Linked DNA regions of Homo sapiens: region 2 is linked to region 1. A link is an interaction called in ENCODE POLR2A ChIA-PET data of the cell type or tissue named here. Cell type or tissue: A673. All regions are shown on one strand. Each heading gives the region's core, and the rest is flanking DNA. Links, peaks and the distances in the headings are about the cores only.

Evidence for each region. ChIA-PET counts read pairs that join two places held together with the same protein. Peaks named below come from ENCODE experiments on the same cell type or tissue, not always from the same donor. Only the 100,000 strongest peaks of a DNase experiment are listed, where the experiment ranks them.
Region 2: POLR2A ChIA-PET joins it to region 1 with 5 read pairs; 1 of 35 experiments calls an interaction of 5 or more read pairs at or near these places.

The regions. Positions count from the first base shown.
Region 1 is chr10:17,776,216-17,786,561 of GRCh38, forward strand. The region is part of intron 3 of TMEM236 (transmembrane protein 236); the gene reads left to right. Among named protein-coding and RNA genes, the nearest start is that of MRC1, 28 kb to the right of the region's middle. In A673, for the core only: a CTCF peak has its summit at 5,857 (motif pointing left); a DNase peak (open chromatin) is centred at 4,726; H3K27ac peaks cover 246 bases.
Region 2 is chr10:17,007,691-17,010,190 of GRCh38, forward strand. All of the region lies in intron 28 of CUBN (cubilin), which reads right to left. Among named protein-coding and RNA genes, the nearest start is that of CUBN, 120 kb to the right of the region's middle. In A673, for the core only: no CTCF peak of the experiment used is centred there; no DNase peak of the experiment used is centred there; H3K27ac peaks cover 332 bases.

The DNA.
Region 1 (10,346 bases), core at 3,748-6,247:
TTTTCACATTTCTGCCACTGTGTTATCTGACAACATGTTTAATGATACCTTTTCTTAGGGCTAACATTACTGATAGAAGATTGCAAATGAAGATATCTAAACATAATTATTTTTAAACCTACCTTGATAGCTAGATAGCTGCTTTTGTTTGCTATTCGCATTTTAGTAGTACTGATAAATTAAAAATTATCAAATAGTTAATACCAAAAACCTTAATGTTTATTCCAGCAAGAAATTATCCAAGTAAATTATTATAGATGTATATTTTTCTAGGAAGTCTCTTAAAGCTTATGTTTAAATGGATTAATAAAAAGCTTAGTTTGGAGACTTTTACTACAGGAATTAATATGACTGTGGTAGTTGTGTCCTAGATAATCATGTGTTTTTAATTGTGAATTATAAAAATGCCAAAGATCACACTAATAAAACCAAGATATGGCTGGGTGCAGTGGCTCACACCTGTAATCCCAGCATTTTTGGAGGCCAGGATGGGAAGATGGCATGAGCTCAGGAGTTTGAGACCAGCCTGAGCAACATAGCAAGACACCATCCCTATAAAAAAATAAAATTTAAAGAAAACTCAACAAGATGTGTCACATCTCCTCCAAAGTGATGAGTTGAAACTAAATACAGATTGGCCCTTACAAAAAGATATTTTGTTAATGGAATATTTTATTTATTTAGTCGTAAATTACTCCAGCTTTCATTAAATTTCTTGCGGTAGTATCTGTGTTTAATTGGCAATATTTGTATGCTAGTTACTGTGTGGCTAAGATTTTGTCATGTTGTGCATTTGAAATGGGTAAGGTTTGTCAGGTTGTTTTCTGATGGGGTGAATGGAGTCAACTGAGTGAGCCTCAGGAGACAGCTTCAGAGTGACGGGGTCACCACTGGGGCTCGTCAGTCATTTATGGGTCAGATATCAGTACCTTCCAGTCACTCTTGCTGCTCAGATGGAAAGCAAAACTGAGGTGGAGGCCACTAGGAAGTTGGAGAATCTGAGCCTGTCACTTTGTACTTCATCCTCGGGTGGGAGATGACGGTCTGTTATGGCTAACATAACACAGGTGACATGTAGGTGGATAAGATGGCAGCCGGGGCCATCTGTTGAGTGGAAAGCACACCCAAGTCACATCTGCCCTCCAGAGTCAAGCGTATTTGTCTTAAACTCAGGAGAGTTGGGAATCTCCAAATCCTTTGCTACATCTCTAGATTCCTTAAAAATGCAAATCTATTTTTAAATATAATTTTTTTTTCAATTTGAGCTGGGGTCTTGCTATGTTGCCTAGGCTGACCTAGAGTTCTTGAGCTCAGGAGATCCTCCTGCATCAGCCTCCTGAGTAGCTGGGATTCTAGCTGTGCACGGCTGCACCCAGCGTTAAATTGGATGGTTTCTGATGACTCTGTATTTTCCATATTAATATAAATTTCCTGTCCAAGTTAAAAGGTCTTTTTAAAAAAGAAAGACACGTGTATCTTTTTGGGAATAAGTTAATAACATTTTATTTTTGTTAGTGATGAGTTGTTTTTTTGTTTTGTTTTGTTTTGTTTTTGAGACGGAGTCTTGCTCTGGAATGCAGCGGCATGACCTCTGCTCGCTGCAACCTCTGCCTCCTGGGTTTAAGCAATTCTCCTGCCTCAGCCTCCCGAGTAGCTGGGATTGCAGGCATGTGCCACCATGCGTGGCTAATTTTTGTATTTTTAGTAGAGACAGGGTTTCATCATGTTGGCCAGGCTGGTCTCGAACTCCTGACCTCAGGTGATCCACCCACCTGGGCCTCCCAAAGTGCTGGGATTACAGGTGTGAGCCACCGTGGCTGGCCATTAGTTGGGTTTTTAAAGGGGAATTTCCTTGCATCCATAACTTCAATAATGACACTGAGAATTGAAATAAGACATCTAAAGAAGAAGTAGATCTGGGGGAGAAGACTCTAGCACAATTTGTACAACTGCTTCTCACTTGAAGAGCCTCCTTCTTGAGCTGTTCTCCGTCCAAATTTAGGAAGATTAGTGTCTGGTTTGATAGTTCCACCGTTTAATAAATTCACACTTAAAAAAACTAGCAGTCACTTGAAATGCCTTTGTAAATATGAATCATACATGCTTTTAATTTGTATGCAAAGACCTTGAACCCAAATTGTCTCCTACACTCATTTTAACATGAAATTAATGATATAAATTATGTAAATTTTGAATCCATGAGGTTTTCTCATTTATTACTTGGAACATGAATTAATATATGAATACATTAACATGTAAATCTTAAATACATAAATCTGAACCTAAGCAAATATACCATAAATATGGTTTCACTACAGGTGATACTTGCAAGTAAAAAAAATTGACTAGAGGCGGGGGATGAACAAGATCTAGAATAATTTGGCTCCCTTTAGGAAATGTGGGAAAAGTGAATATGTTCTTTGCTCTTTCCAGATAGTCTGAAATGCATACATGTCTGTCAGCTAGCAGCAGTTTGGACTTTATGCTAGATGAAACCAACATAATCTACAACGTTTTGATTTATGGACACTCTCACAGCATCCTAACCATCTTCATTCCAAGCTACAAAACTTTTATCTTTGTGTAGCTTTTCTTTTTCCAAAATTTTAAATAAGTTATTCTGCTGACAAAATATGCTTATGCTTAAAGCAGTCTTCACCGGACCAAGGAATCCTTTCTACTAACTTCGTATTACCAGTGGAAATCTCTCAGTATCAAGTAATTATCATGCAACAGCTTCTAAGTGCATCGTTTCATGGAGGTAGAGCAGTGCATGGGAGCATTTTTCTGACGCGTGGATCTCTGTAGCACGGCAGTCTCACAGATGTACGTGGTACCTAGGAATGCCAATCCCCAGTCCCGTGCAGAAATAACAAGAATACAAAGGATAGCCTGTGGGTACAAATGAGCGCACCTTAATGCTTCCATTTGAATTTTGCTAACTGAATCCCATGTATTAACGCTCATTTAGCATTGCAACCATACCTGTTTCTAGGACATTACCATTTTTACGGAGAGATAGATAGGTTGCCAGCTCTCACTCCAGGCCCAGCTCCCTGGCAATCATGACCTTGAACCACCTAGAAGCAAAGTGAGCCCCCATCTAAGGTCTTGTGATTGCTGCTGCTGCTCTGGGCAATTTCAGCTTTGTAGGCAGAGTGACCCATCTTGGTGGGGTACACACTGGTTTGAGGCTCAACAGTAAAGAAGAGGACTTTCATCTCCTCTTCTTCACTGTCTTTTTTCTGCTCCCATTTAATTAATTAGTTAATTAATTAATTTTTTGAGACAGAGTCTTGATCCTCCTGCCTCAGCCTCCCAAGTAGCTGGGAATACAGGAGGGCACCACCATGCCTGGCTAATTTTTGTATTTTTAGTAGAGATGGGGTTTCACCCTGTTGGCCAGGCTGGTCTTGAACTCCTGACCTCAAGTGATCTGCTTGCCACAGCTTCCCAAAGCACTGGGTTTATAGGCATGAGCCACCGTGTCCACCTGCTGCTGCTGTTTTAAACCAGACCCACAGTGGGTCTCCTGTGCCCTTATTTGTTGGTCCAGACCCCTGACTACCTTGCTGCATCTGCTTTGCACTCAGCTTTTCACTCTCACGTGCAAACCCCTCAGCATGCTATTTTCTACCACTCCTGCTCGGCTCTGCTCTAAATGCTGTTGGTGCTGCTGTTGCTTGTGTCTGGGATATTGGTGGATGTTTTGCTGGTGCTTTAGACTGACTTCCTTTCTTCTGCTAGTGGGAATATTGGCTTCCTGCCACCGAGTTCTAGTTTTCTAAAGAGGTTTCAGGCAGAGCACTATAATAACTGTTTTTTTCTTGGAAACAACAGCCTTTTAGCCCTTAGAGTGTATATGTACCAACAAATTGGCTGGGCTTCAGTGATTTCAGGTAGTGGCCATTCTACTCCCCTGGAAACCACCATTTCCCCTCCCACTTATAGAACTCGTGGCTGAATGTGGCAGAGCCAGACTCCTTTGAGGCAGCTTTTCTCCATGGGGGTCTCATAGATCCTCAAATCAGGCTTAGCTATATTGCCTGAACCTCAATCCTTGCCATCGTTAGAGTCCTCTCCTTGTCACTACCTAGATTCCTTAACCCCCATCAAAACCAGTGGGTGCAAACAGACCTATGAAAGTGTCCATGATTAGAGAGAGAGTTTTCAGTCCTACCTTCAAGACTCATTTGAATAGGACTTGCAGCCCAGGCCAGACATGCTGTTACAAAGTGCTACAATAGATTTTAATAGCTAAAGTACTATGGTGCCACAGATGAAGGAAAACTTCATTTTATCTAAGGTGATGAAGGTAAGAGAAGACTAAAGGGAAGATCTTGGGTTTGCAGGAGTTTGTAGGTAGACATGGTAAAGAAAGCTTTCTACATAGAAGAAAGGTTGGGCCTCCAAGAACTAAGGCGTGTATGTAGCAAATGGCCATGTTTGGGAAGTGAAAATGAAGCAGTGTTGTTGTCTGGGGTAGATACCCAAGGTTCGTCATCTTGTGCCAAGAAGATTAAGGACATGGACACACACAAGGAGTGAGTTTAGGAGCGGAGGTTTAATAGACAAAAGAAAGAAAGGAGAGCAGCTCTCTCTCTTTCGAGACAGAGGGGCTCCTAAATGGGAATTCCAGCCATGACAGAGTGCACCGGGTTTTATAGACAGGCTTTAGGAGGTGGTGTCTGATTTACATAGGGCTCAGAGATTGGTTGGACTGGGTGTGATGTTTACATAGCACCCAGAAAAGGCTGGTCACCCCACCGTAATCTTATTATGCAAATGGACTTTCCACTTGGCTGGTGCCATGTTGCCTGCTCCTCACTGTACATGCAGCTGGCAAAGAGAAGGGAAGATGGAGCCACCATTTTGACCATGCCTAGTCCCAGGTGGCCTTTTCCTATTGGCACAGCTGCCAGCATTCACCTGTACACGCTTCCAGCTTGCTTGTCTGTGTCTGCAGCTCGATTTTACAGGCTGCTGTTTGTTAGAAAATGATTTGGGAGTGCTTTTCATTAAAAGGAAAACCTTACCAAGGACTCCCGTACCCTCATATCTGCCTAAATAATTTCTTCTTAACTCCTATATCAAAATTAAGCTTGGTTGGATTTCACACCTTGAATCAACAAACCTGGTGCTGGGAGGCAAGTTTCCTTCTTAAAACTGACTACTGTTCATCAAATTGTCATTTCAGAAACCTACAATGTTACTTCAAGAGTGACTAAAAATTTGCATGCAGCCCGGCGTGGTGGCTCACGCCTGTAATCCCAGCACTTTGTGGGGCTGAGGTTGGGGGTGGGGGGGATCACCTGAGGTCAGGAGTTTGAGACCAGCCTGGCCAACATGGTGAAACCCCGTTTCTACTAAAAATATAAAAATTGGTTGGCCGTGGTGGCATGCGCCTGTAATACCAGCTACTGGGGAGGCTGAGGCAGAAGAATCGCTTGAACCCAGGAGGCGGAGATTGCAGTGAGCTGAGATGGTACCACTGCACTCCAGCCTGGGTGATAGAACATACCTCTGTCTCAAAAAAAAAAAAAAAAAAAAAGGAAAGAAAATTTGCATGCGTGTGTGTGTTGTATGTGTGTGTTTGGGAGAAGGGAGAGCTTCATCATGATCAACAATATTTTTGTGTGTTTAAGAGTTGATGTTTTATGTGAGATTTCATTTGGGGGAAAAAAAAGCTTCCTCTGCTAAATGTTTAAAAATCATTAACCTAGGGCTTCATTCAGCATTGTAACCGCACCTGTTTCTAGGACACTACCATTTCTATGAAGAGATAGATAGGTTGCCAACTCTCTCTCCAGGCCCAGCTCCCTGGCAATCATGACTGCACCACCTAGAGGCAAAGTGAGCCCCCATCTAAGGTCTTGTGACTACTGCTGCTGCTCTGGGCAGTTTCAGCTTTGTAGGCAGAGTGACCCGTCTTGGTGGGGTACAAACTGGCTTGAGGCTCAACACCTTTGAAAAACAGATAAACCTTTTAACATGCCATGTTGAATTTTTTCTTTCCAATGTTGCATTTTTCCAAAAGAACACATACTCATTTTAAAAAGTTATAAAATAGAGATAAACAAAAAAGAAAAGGTAAACCAACCATAACCCTACAAACTAGAAATTTGTTACTGGATAGCATCTTGATGTACATTCATGTGTTAAGAAAACCTATTCTGCAACTCTTCTTTTTTTCTTAATGTATGGTGGGCATCATTCTCATTATTACATCTTCTTTTTGTTTTATTTTGTTTCATTTTGAGACAGTCTCACTCTGTTGCTCAGGTTGGAGTGCAGTGGCATGATCTCTGCTCACTGCAATCTCTGGTCCTGGGCTTAAGCGATTCTCGTGCCTCAGCCTCCCGAGTAGCTGGGACTACAGCCGTGCACCACCACGTCCCTCTAATTTTTGTATTTTTAGTAGAGACGGGATTTCACCGTGTTGGCCAGGCTGGTCTTCAACTCCTGACCTCAAATGATCCACCCGCCTCACCTCCCAAAGTGCTGGGATTACAGGTGTGAGCCACCGCGCCAGGCCTCATTATTACATCTTCTACTGTGTAGAAGGTGTTATTGGTCAAATTATATTCCATTATGTTAATGAGCCATGATAATATATCTAGCAGATCCCCAGTTGTTGAACAACTAGATTTGTTCCAGTTTTTAACTATGATAAATCCTGCTGTTATGAGTCTCATTCAGAAGTAAAAGGGTTGAGAAGGACAAGGATATGGTTAGAATGCCTGAGGCGATGTGCTTGAGTTGGACAGGGCAGACAAGTCATGGTTAAAGCACGTGTCCATGTGTAGTGCAGGTGGGCTGTGTTTAAAGCGCCCTGTGCTCCGTGTGGGAGTCAGAAACCTCTCAGTGAGGTGACTGGCAAAACAGAAGCTGGGGATGGAGAGAGTTAACTGCCTCTGGATGGGAGCCGAATGATATCAGGATGATGATTGCAGAGTGTCCTCAGAAGGCCTGGAGCATCTGCTCATGCCCAGACTCCTCAGCAAGAACACTGCCAGAAGAAAGTGACTACTAGGGACTGGTTACACAGGCTGGGAATGTCGAGGGGCCCGTAATGGGATCGTATGTACTGTGCGGTGTGGCAAGAGGGGTTTGGCTGCATTAGGGAGAGCCGCATGGTCAGAGATGGCTGGCTAGAGGTGAGGTCAACAGGCTATTTGAGTGGAAAACCTCAGCTCCCTGCAAAGGAGGCGGTTTCCACTATCACATCAGCGAGAGGTGCCCGGTATGATGTTGGCAGGGTAAGGTTTTCAAATAAATCTGCTCCCAATGGCCCTCGTCCAATGCCTTCTGTGTGGTCTTTTAATATCAGAAACTTGAGTCAGTGCCTGCAGGCACCTCAGCAGCATAGATGGCTATTTCCTTAGGTCAAATGTTCAGATGCAGAACTTCCGGCTCACAGTCCGTGCAAGCTTTTAAGGTTTTTGATATGTGTAGTTAAATTGCTCCCTCTAAAGAACTTACCCTCTAAATAGCAACGTAAAGAAATACCTGTTTCTCCTTAACCTTACAACCTTGCAACACTGGAAATTTATTCCATTTCCTCTCTTGCAAAATAGTATCGTAGGCAAAATAGTAGTAGTTGTAGTTGTGTTTGCCCTCTTCTCATAGGCTTATTGGCCAGTTGTATTTTTCTTTTAAATCATATATTTAGGTCTTTGATCTGTTTTTATGTTGGTATGGCCATTTTTCTTTTATTTTCTTCTTCTACTTCCTTTTTTTTTCCTGCTGATTCATGAGTTCTATAAATAGTAAGGCTGTTAAGTTTTGCCTGTCATAGGTGTAGTGTATGTTTCAGGGTTCTCATTTGCCTTTTAATTTTACTATGGTGTTTTTCATATAGGGAATTTTAAATTTTGATGTCATCCAAGCTATTAGTATTTCTGTATGGTGTAGTTATGCTTAAAAAGTCTTTTTTTCACTACAAGTAAAAATTATTTACCAATTATTTTCCCGAAGCAGTTTACATTTAAATGTTTAATGAAGAAAAATTGAATTCTCTATAGGATACAAGTTGGTTAATTTATAAATAACCAATAAGTTAGACAAGATAGTCAACATGTTTATTTACCTGAGCTGGCAAAGTTTTTAGACTTCTGATTCTATTGTATTTCTTCTGGTGTTTCCAACATATAAAAAAGCACTTAATAGAGTGCTTTAAAAATATCAGTGCCAAGCACAGCTGCCCCAGATGAACTGAATCAGGATCTCTGGGGATGGGATTAGGCATATTTGGATTTTAAAAAAGGAAACCTCATTGAGTGACCCTGATTTATATCTCTAATTAAGAGCAGTGCTTCTCATCCTTGGCTGTACATTAAAATCAACTATGGAAATTTAAAAGTTTTGATGCCTAGGATGCTGCCTGGTTAATGAAATCATAATTTTTGGAGTGAGGCCCAGGCACTACTAATTTTTAAAATTAGTGATTCCCAGGTGATTCACAATTGGGAAAATAATAGGAGTGGATAGGGAGAAAGCAAGCAAGGGGAATTTACATCAGATAATGCCCCAATTTCTTCATGAAATAGGAAGCAAATTTTCTGCTGAGAACAATGGAGATGGATAGAGGGGAGAGGACCCAAAAGAATGGGGAAGCTCTGGGGTAACTGCTGTGGGGAATGGAGATGAAGTGGGCGAGGGATAGGGAGACAGATGGATGAGTAATGTTGAGTGTGCAGCAGAAATTGGAACCAGGAATTTGTTCTGGGGCCAATCCAGATAATGTGATTTTTTTCCTCACTGAGGCTCAGAAATCTGGGCCTTGCAGGTTGAAAAGATAGAAGCGTTAGGACTGACCCAGATTTGGGAGTTCGCAGAGCAGGAAGGAAGAAGGAAAAGGAACTGTTTCTTTCTGAGTTATTTCTTCTTGGTATTGACTTACCAGAATATAATTTCTGAAAATGAATGCCAACAGTAATTTTTATGGAAAGTCTAAGCTATTGCCATTGAATCGGGGGCCACTGGTTATCACAAATACAGGGACTCTTAGCCGTGGGTTTCCACCAGAGATCATCAACGTGTCTTCACTATACATATGCATGAGCTCTACCTAGCGATCAACAGACTGGAAGACAGAACCTGGCATCTGTAATTTTTTAAAGCTCCGCCATAGATTATGATGCCCACTCTGAGAACCTCTTACTATAGAAAGTGCTAGGAGCTGTCATAAATATCAAGTTAAAAGCAGAGAGGCCAATCCAAGCACAGGCCAATCCAAATTCTTAAAGGGAACTGGCTTTCCAAATTTCCTTGAAATGTAACTCATGACACTTTTACCAAATAGCATGTAAGAGATGTCATAGACATTAAAAGGAAACAAACAAACAAAAAAAGGATGTAGCTTTTTTTTTTAATAAAATGAATGGCATTTTGAGTTCCTCTTTAGTTCTTTTTAAGAAATAGCTTATTATACAAGATGAGCCCCTAGTGCGAGCTGAATTTCCATAATGTGTTGTTTTGCAATGTGCTCAGGGGTGACTATGAGGAACACTGTGTCCGGGGACCAACCGGGGGGGGATATTTCCTTTCCTACCCTCCCTTTGCTACTTAGAAGAAGGAAGTTTCAGGAAAGTATGTTAGTTCTAGGATTTTTTTTCCTCTTCTCAAGAAGTAAGTGGGCATCTACTAGACTGGGGTAAGAGAAGGGTAGGATTTCTGATTTATATCTTCTAATGAAGTGCCAGCTGTCTGGATTAGACCCATGAGATTGGGCCAAAAGCTATACTGGAGTGAGCCGGGTACCAACAGACATAGAATGTCAGGTGCTATCAAAATTTTCAGTGAAAGCTCCCTTTGATCTTGACAGCTTTATATGATTTTAATAATTTGGCATTAAATTGTTTGTTTTTCCTAAGTGGGCAAAAGAATTGTGAATAATTTTAGTATATTAAATGAGACACTTGCAAGTCGCAGAATACTTTGGAAACAAATATTTCAGGGAGACTGATAGGAATAAGGGAATAAAAGAATTCAGCATGTGTTACTTTATAATACCAAGCCTTGTGTTCCATATTATTATGGACCAGTTTGACATTAAAGGCATAGGTCACTGATTTTCAATATTTACATTTTCATATCTTAGGTCAAAGAGAGCTGATCACCTGCATAATGTGTGGATGTTCTTTTTCTCTTCTGTTTTTTGAGACAATGTCTCATTCTGTTGTCCATGCTGGAGGGCAGTGCCACGATCACAGTGCACTGCAGCCTCGACCTCCTGAGCTCAAGTGATCCTCCTGCCTCGGCTTCCCAAAGTGCTGAGATTACAAGCATGAGCCCCTGGCTCAGCTGATGTTCTTGATCATTTGTTGTTGATATTGTGTGTATAC
Region 2 (2,500 bases), core at 1-2,500, 770 kb before region 1:
TAAAGCCACTTGACCTGGCCAGGGCACGAAGAGCAACTCCAGGACCAGCGTTAGCGGGGCTGTCCTGAGCCCTCCACCTGATTCTGAGAACATCCCTTGCGGGGCTGTGCAAGGAGAAGCCTTTCTAATTATTTTCCTTCTGATATGTTACACACACTCACACAAATGCATTTAAGAATGTTATGACCAGCTCAGTGGCTCATGCCTGTAATCCCAGCATTTTGAGAGGCCGAAGCAAGCAAATTGCTTAGCTCAGGAGTTTGAGACCAGCCTGGAAAACAGAGAAACCCTATCTCTACAAAAAATACAAAAGTTAACTGGGTGAAGTGGTGCACCCCTGTAGTCCCAGCTACTCAAGAGGATGAGGTGGGAGGATCACCTTATCAAAAGGCTGAGGCTGCAGTGAGCTGAGATTGCGCCACTGCACTCTAGCCTGGGAAATAGAATGACACCTCGTCTCAAAAAAAAAATTACAATTACACTTGAGCATTGAGAGTAATTTTTACATTTATTTAGCCCCATGGCTGTAGAGTCCCTGCCCGTGTGTGGTGTGTGTGTGTGTGTGTGTGTGTGTGTGGTGTGTCTCTTGAGCACTGAGAGTAATTTTTACATTTATTTAGTCCTGTGGCTGTAGAGTCCCTCCCCGTGTGTGTGTGTGTGTGTGGTGTGTGTGTGTGTCTTGAGCATTGAGAGTAATTTTTAAATTTATTTTGGCCCCATGGCTGCAGAATCCCTGCTCGTGTGTGTGTGTGTGTGTGTGTGTGTGTGTGTGTGCGCGCTTAGCCACATTATGTGCTTAGCTCTGCAGCCACCTTGGCAGCGCTGTTTCTCTTCGACTCAGTTCCATCCTCTTGACTTCTCAGGTCCCTCGGGCTCTCCCCACTCCCTCCTATCACAGGGTCTTTCTTCTACCTGGAATCCTTTTCCTTATCCTGCTTGCCTAGTTAACTCCTGCTTATTTTTTAGGTTTTGGTTCAGAGGTCTCATTTGCGTGGAGATCATCCCTGACCTCCTGCTGGGCCCAAGTCAGATGCCCTGTGTGTGCCCGCTTGGCACTACTCATGGTTTTGATTTTCTATTTATTTAAGTGTGTTTTTGCGTGATGTCTGCTTCTCCCACCTAGCCTAGCTCTGTAGAGTAGAAACCAGGCCTGCTGGTCTGAGTCACTCTGTGTCCCCCGTCTCAGCACAGTACCTGGCACAAAAGACATCCTTAGTGTCTGTGGAATGAACAAATGCGTGAATGATACATCATGATTTACGTCTTGCATTTAACTCCAATGGATCAAAAATGGCGGGACCTCTCCCATGGAAGAGCTCGCCCTCTCTGTGGGCTCCCCTTCTCAGGTTATCTCAAACTAAAGACCTACTTCAGATGCAGAGTATTGAACTCTGTGTACCTGTGGCATTGCATACCTGTAGAATATGATAGTCAATTTTGCACAGATCTAAATGACTAAAAATTCCTTTCCAGAAGTTTCCTCCCAAGTATAATTTACATATTGTGAGCAGCACAGAGTTAAAAAACAATTTTATATTTCGGTTCTGGTCCCAGCTGGCAACATTTTGTTGCATAACTCTGGCTCCAAGTTTCCAGCAACTGGGAGAAAGTTTTGAAATAGTAAACAGGAAAGCAGAATAGACAGAGGGTGCCTTTGACTCTCCCAAAGGAAGACAGATTCCAAGTAGAACTGGTAGAAAAAAATGTTCCCAACATAAAACTCAGAGATTTCACCAGAATATTCAGCACATTGGCTGGAAGAGCCCATTGATACAGTAATCTGGGCACAGCCTGCCATGACCGTTCAATCAAGCTCCTTAGAGTGGCCTTGGGCTAGTAAGGCTAGAACAGCCTGGAGGGGAGAGGAAGCAGCCACTTAGGAGAAAGTAATCAGCAAAATCACTGCCCTCCCAAACTCTCCATCCTGACTGTACGGATGAATCACTTAAGGAGCATTTAGAAATTAGCAATAGTCAGGGCCCCACTGCAGACCAACTGAATCCTGTCTCTGGATATTGGAACCCAGGCATGGGCACTTTTTAAAACTCCCAGGCAATTCCAATGGTGCATCTAGGACTGAGAACACTCTCCAGGGCCCTGAGCCCAGGCTTCCTGGTTAACATTTCTTACCTTCTACACTTCTGTCCCTGGGGGAAAGTTCTCTCTGCTTTAGATCTTGCTATTATCCTACTGTCATTAAAACAAACAGTACAATGTGCCCTTTCAACATCTCAGAAGGATTCTCCAGTCTCTAGGGATACTGTCTTTCTACCATCTCATTTCTCCAGTCTCAACACTTGCTCTCACCTTGTTCCTCAGAGCGGTCCATAGAGCAGCACCAGCAGCATTACCCGGGAGCTTGTTAGAAATGCAGATTCACGGGCCTTGCCCCAGACCCCATCCTCTATCCAACAAGATCCCCAGGGTTCATGTGCACAGGAGCATCTGGGTAGCACGTATGCTCTGGAGAATGCCCCAGCCCTTGAAATTCTGGGCCATT